Regions from separate parts of the Homo sapiens genome. Here region 2 is linked to region 1. Evidence: chromatin contacts called from ENCODE Hi-C or POLR2A ChIA-PET data. All regions are on one chromosome and are shown on one strand. Each heading gives the region's core, a stretch centred on a gene start or an enhancer-like site at or near the end of the contact. The rest is flanking DNA. Distances are from core to core; before and after follow the strand shown. Region 1 overlaps ATXN1 (ataxin 1). Region 2 overlaps LOC105374951 (a long non-coding RNA gene).

Evidence for each region. Hi-C counts contacts between places; a loop is a spot of excess contacts on that map. ChIA-PET counts read pairs that join two places held with the same protein, here RNA polymerase II (POLR2A). Pooled maps may share reads with other maps.
Region 2: a map of ascending aorta shows a loop between it and region 1 (2.3-fold over the local background). The contact joins two enhancer-like sites. A Hi-C loop is called at or near these places in 2 of 168 maps with a recorded cell type or tissue (MCF 10A and ascending aorta) and 2 of 50 pooled maps. POLR2A ChIA-PET finds 5 or more read pairs at or near these places in 1 of 52 experiments (AG04450).

The regions. Positions count from the first base shown.
Region 1 is chr6:16,337,799-16,340,498 of GRCh38, reverse strand. The region is part of intron 6 of ATXN1 (ataxin 1); the gene reads left to right. Among named protein-coding and RNA genes, the nearest start is that of GMPR, 100 kb to the right of the region's middle. Within about 2 kb of position 1,384, at least 8 of the 41 ENCODE cell types and tissues checked have a DNase peak (open chromatin) inside an H3K27ac peak, as active enhancers do.
Region 2 is chr6:17,031,757-17,034,456 of GRCh38, reverse strand. LOC105374951 (a long non-coding RNA gene) reads right to left here. Exons shown (of 3, transcript XR_926534.3): 3 at 232-618. Among named protein-coding and RNA genes, the nearest start is that of STMND1, 69 kb to the left of the region's middle. Within about 2 kb of position 1,361, at least 17 of the 41 ENCODE cell types and tissues checked have a DNase peak (open chromatin) inside an H3K27ac peak, as active enhancers do.

The DNA.
Region 1 (2,700 bases), core at 135-2,634:
CATATAGGAGAGGTCTAGAGGGGTCCAGACATGGGGCTTCTGTTGCCCTCTGCCCATGAAGTGATGAACAGCATTACCTCCTCCCAGCCATGATGTGAAGAATCACCAACCAGGGAAGCTCACGCGAACCTCAGCATCTAGAGTTTTTATTGGAGCTCAATTGCTACTGTCCTCATGACTGACCTCTAGTCCCTAGGCCCTCCTGGAGATCAGGCAAATATCTTTCATTATTAGTTCCTCTGAGGTTGGAACGTATACCTCATGGCCCAAAGCCCCCATCATAAATCACATTGTTACTCCATCCAGTGGCCAATAAACATACTTCTGTGAGGCAGGACATTCCAGAGGCCGAGAGATCACCTCCCCACAGGTGGGGGCAAAGGCCAGACCTGAGTTTGGGTGAGGTTAAATTCTTCATGGTCAGGCGCGGTGGCTCATACCTGTAATCCCAGCACTTTGGGAGGCCGAGGTGGGCAGACCGCGAAGTCAAGAGATCGAGACCATCCTGGCCAACATGGTGAAACCCTGTCTCTACTAAAAATACAAAAATTAGCTGGGCATGGTGGCATGCGCCTGTAGTCCCAGCTTCTTGGAAGGCTGAGGCAGGAGAATCGCTTGAACCCAGGAGGCAGAGGTTGCAGTGAGCCGAGATCACGCCACTGCACTACAGCATGGTGACAGAGTGAGACTCCGTCTCAAAAAAGAAAAAAAATTCTTCACTACACACTAATGACCCACTACACAACCCAAGAACTAGATCCCAAGTTTTCATATTAGGATTTTTTGTGTGTTGTTTCTGCCCTTTTTTAGCCATGTAATCTTAGGCAAGTGACTTACACTCTGAGCTTCAATGTCCTTGTCTTTGAAATGGGGTGATCATATGCTAGTTGTTATTTATATGTAAAGCATTGCTGTAGCCTGCACAAATTAAGCATCGTGACTTGTCCTGCCTGCTGTGCCTTAGAGAGCCTGGGTCCCGGGAGGTCTTGGGGTCTTTGCAGTTGAGAGCATTGAATTGTGCAGTGTCTCAGTGACTGAAACCACCATAGAAGGTAAGCCAGTGTGTGACACCTGGAGGAACAGCTGGTTAGTTTATGAATTATCTGGAGGCATTGGCTTTGCTTTCATTCAGCCACACCAAGGACAGTGAATAGTTTTAAGACTCTCCCAGAGTACCTCAGTTCCCACGAGACCTTTTTCCTGACTTGATGGAGAGTTTTATGTTCTCTGTTGTAGACTGGGGCTGTCTAATGTCCTGGAAACCCAGCCCCCTGGTGGCTGGCAGGATCCAGCCTAGGCCTCCTGGAGCAGTTGCTGGCGCTTTGCATCGTGTTGTGTGGTGAAGCTCGTGAGTGTGTGTGCGGGTAGACAGCTGGCAGCCTTCCCTGCGGGATGTGGAAGGAGGATTCTGCATTTCCCCACCATGCGTCTTGGGAATTACTCATCCAAAAAGTATTGTGGAAAAGCAGGCAGAGTGAAACACGGAGGCATTGCACTTAACCCTTCCCTGGAAATGCCATCCTTGAGTTTAGCGTCTGAGCTTTCTGTTTATTCTGCTTGTGTGCTGAATTGCCTTCCTTCTTGTTGGTGTGCATAGGGGTCTGCACATTGGGCACTTATAAATATTATCCCACCTATCAAGTGAAGAAAAAAATGAACTCTCAAACACCCATCACTTCCTCTTTTTCTATCACAGATGTGAGGAAAAAACAGATGTTTGAAAGAATTGATAGTTTGAAGGTGTTGTATTGATTACATCATGGCCAGGAGAGATGAGCAACAGATAAGTGTGGGTGATCACTGAGAATTCATGAGGAAATGTTTATTGAATTATAACTACGATGGCGACCATGTACTGAGTGTGTGTTATACTAGGCACTGTGCATGTTAATTCTTCCCCATTTTAAAGGCAGAGATTACAACTTTACACATTGTTGAAATGAAATTTTTGCCTCATTAAACTTGGGCACATGTATAATCGCAAGTAAAATTAAAATTATTATTTTGAGATGGAGTCTCGCTCTGTCGCCCAGGCTGGAGTGCAGTGGTGTGATCTCGGCTCACTGCAACCTCCGCCTCCTGGGTTCAAGCGATTCTCCTGCCTTAGCCTCCCTCGTAGCTGGGACTACAGGCGCCTGCCACCACGCCTGGCTCATTTTTTGTATTTTTAGTAGAGACAGGATTTCACTGTGTTATCCAGGATGGTCTCAATCTCCTGACCTCGCAATCCGCCCGCCTCAGCCTCCTAAAGTGCTGGGTTTGCAGGCATGAGCCACCACGCCCGGCCAAAATTATATTTTTAAAAATGGATAACATAGGTGGTTTGGGGTAAAGCCAAGGTTTGAACCTGTTCTCTACCTTACGGCGTAGCCCACTCTAACTACAATTCTGTGTGTCCTTAGTAGTAATAGCAGTGGAATATTATTGATCTATTATCATCATTGTTAGTAATAATAATATTAATATTTATCTTGATATTCTAAATAGGACAGTGGATGTGAATGCTTCATGCATCGGGTAGTGAGATCTATCACAGTGGTGGTAAGAAACATTCAAGTGAGAGTCAAAGTGACAGGTTCTCATCCTCCTGACCCCAGTTCTTACTGTGTTACCTTGGCCAATACTTTTCATCTTCTTGCATCAGTCCTTGAAATAAGATAATGAAGAGGGCTCACTTCCTCTCACTTTGAAACAAGTTAG
Region 2 (2,700 bases), core at 112-2,611, 690 kb before region 1:
TAAGGAAATGAAGGCTCTCAGGGGTTGAATAATATTACCAAAAACAAATATCTAATGTAAGTAATAAGACCGCAATTTTATTTTTTATTTTTTTGAGACAGGGTCTCTCTCTGTCACCCAGGCTGGAGTGCAGTGGCACGATCATGGCTCACTGTAGCCTCAATTTCCCAAGTTCGGACGATTCTCCTGCCTTAGCCTACCGAGTAGCTGGGACTACAGATGCACCACCATGCTCAGCTAATTTTTGTATTTTTTGCAGAGATGGGGGTCTCACTATGTTGCCCAGGCTAAGATTGCCATTTTAACTCAGTTTTGTCTTGCTTCAAAGCACAAAGTGTTTCTTCTATACCATACCTCTTTGCAAACTCATCCGGAGCAGGCAGGGAGCAATGGTTTTATCTATATTGTAGTATCGCCTGCAGATGCAGACACTGTGATAAATCTTTTTTAGATGGAGAATCTGATGAACATGATGATAATACCGGAATGATGATGATAAAGTAGAACAAAGTGAATTGGAGAAATGAATTGCTTCAGCCATGTTCCTGTCCTCAGGTGTTCAGCTGCTTCTGATAAAAGCACAATCTTCCACTGCAGTTAACGCTGTGTAGGCTTGGCCTGAGAGAATCAAGAATAAAGCTGATTGCAAACTTGGTGCATAACAGAGAAAATAAAGACATCATTTACTGACTGATTTGGACTAAGAAAAGATGTATTTACTTGCAGTTTATTATGTTGAATGTGACAGGCATACATTTGTGCTTTTTATTGAATGATGACTTACTACATACAGGAATTGGTGCAATTTGTAATGCAGATTATGTTTTTAAACAAAAAAGGGTGCAAATACACTGATGGCTGTCACATGACTCGCTCTGCACTTCTCAAAAAGTGGCTGGAGCGTGGGCGGAACGACAAATATACCCTAGATGCACAAATGTAATTTCCAAAGAAGAAGATTCTGGGCAGCTTCCAATTCAGTCGGGCAGATTTAGACAGAAGAAATCCATGGCTAAGAAAAGCTAAGTATCCTAAAATAGCAGGAATTGGAGTAGGATCATGTGAATCACTCCCATTAACTGCTGAGATGCCTCCAGACAGAGCAAGAAGAGCCACAGCTAAAATCAGGATGTGGCGTGAAAGCGTCCATGTTGGATCTCTGTAAGATTCCTAAAGTTAAATACCTGGGAATCCCATTTTTCTTCTAATGATGGGAGGTGGGAGCATGGGAAAGACGGAGGAATCTCCATTCTATGTGAAATGCAACGGAATGAGGGCTTGGCTCACAGCTGATTTTCTGAGTAATGAGTTTGGTGACCTCACCAGCTTCTAGGCATTGGGCCAGATCTTGTCTCGTGATGCACATTTGTACAATTCCTCGAGGATGCAGACTTGGGTTTTCCACTTGAAGTGAGTTTGTGAATTTACAAGTGGGCAGGCTTCAGTCTATTTTCCGTGATAATCAACCATCATATTTGTTTCCTTCAAAACATAACTGCAGTTAAAACATCCTAGTTTCTTTGAGATAAAGGCAAATTTTATTAATTGCTTTTCTTCATCTGACTGTTTGGGCTTTACAGCTCACTTCCTCCAGTGATCCAGCCATTAAGGAGTGTTCATTCATGCTAACAGCTTCCATTTAAACTGCTTGTGACTAATATTAGAGGGAATGGATGATTAAAGGGGCAACCCATGCAAATATTTGAAAATAAATAGAAACGTTTTTATTCCGAGGCTTTTATTTGCCTTGAGGGAAGGCAAAGCTGGGCATGACATAATTTTCAAATTATGTTTCATGGCTTTTTCATCACTTCAAATATGAGTCTCTTTTGTTTAACAGAGATGTCGTGGCCTGGGAAAAATGACACGTCAGAATGGTTTCTTCTCTTACGATCTTGGCGCTTCACAATTAGTAATAATTCTGCTATGGAGATTTTGACTCTGACCTCCCCCAGTTGGTAATTTACCATAGACAACTTTCCCTCCTAATAATCTGTAGGGCCTACCCCCTAGCTCACACCTGTTGGAAAGCCCTGGCTCTTGTGCGAGAGCCCCCCAGTGCATTTCAAAGAAAGGCTCAGCTTGCCAGCTCTTGTCAAAAGTTATCACAGACCGCGATTCCATTTAAGGCCCGGGCGCAGCATCAGAGGCCAGAACAACTCTACGTCTATACTGCAAATCCCTGCCCAGCGAATTCATGCTGCAACCAGCGCACAGCAGCGGGCCGGCGCCTGTTTTGCACGGTGGTGAGGCGGCGGGTCTATTTTTAGGCAGCTGATGGTAGATTTGCCTTCCACAGATCTGCTTTCCCCCCTCTGATTACAAAAAGAGGGCCTGCGTCTGTGCAAATGAAAATCAATGGGTGAGCCAAGGAGTGCCAGCGCGCTCTGAAGCCCTCTTTGTTCCTCAAAGGCTCCAAGCCTCTGTGCGGCGATGCCCCGCCTTGCCTCAGAAGCTGCCTTGCCTCAGAGGCTATTTGGATGCAGAGGTGTTTTGACCAAGGGCATTTGGTCTTGTTTTGTTTTGTTTTGTTTCATGTTCCAGGCAGGACATGAAATAGGAAAAAAGGAATGGAAATCGCCATTTCCACCCTCCCCACAACTTCCCTGCCATGACAACTCGCCGGCCTCGCGTGTACCTCCAGAGCCCTCTAGGACAAGCCTGGGGGCTGTGTGGGTGGCAGCAGCAGTAAGGAGAAAG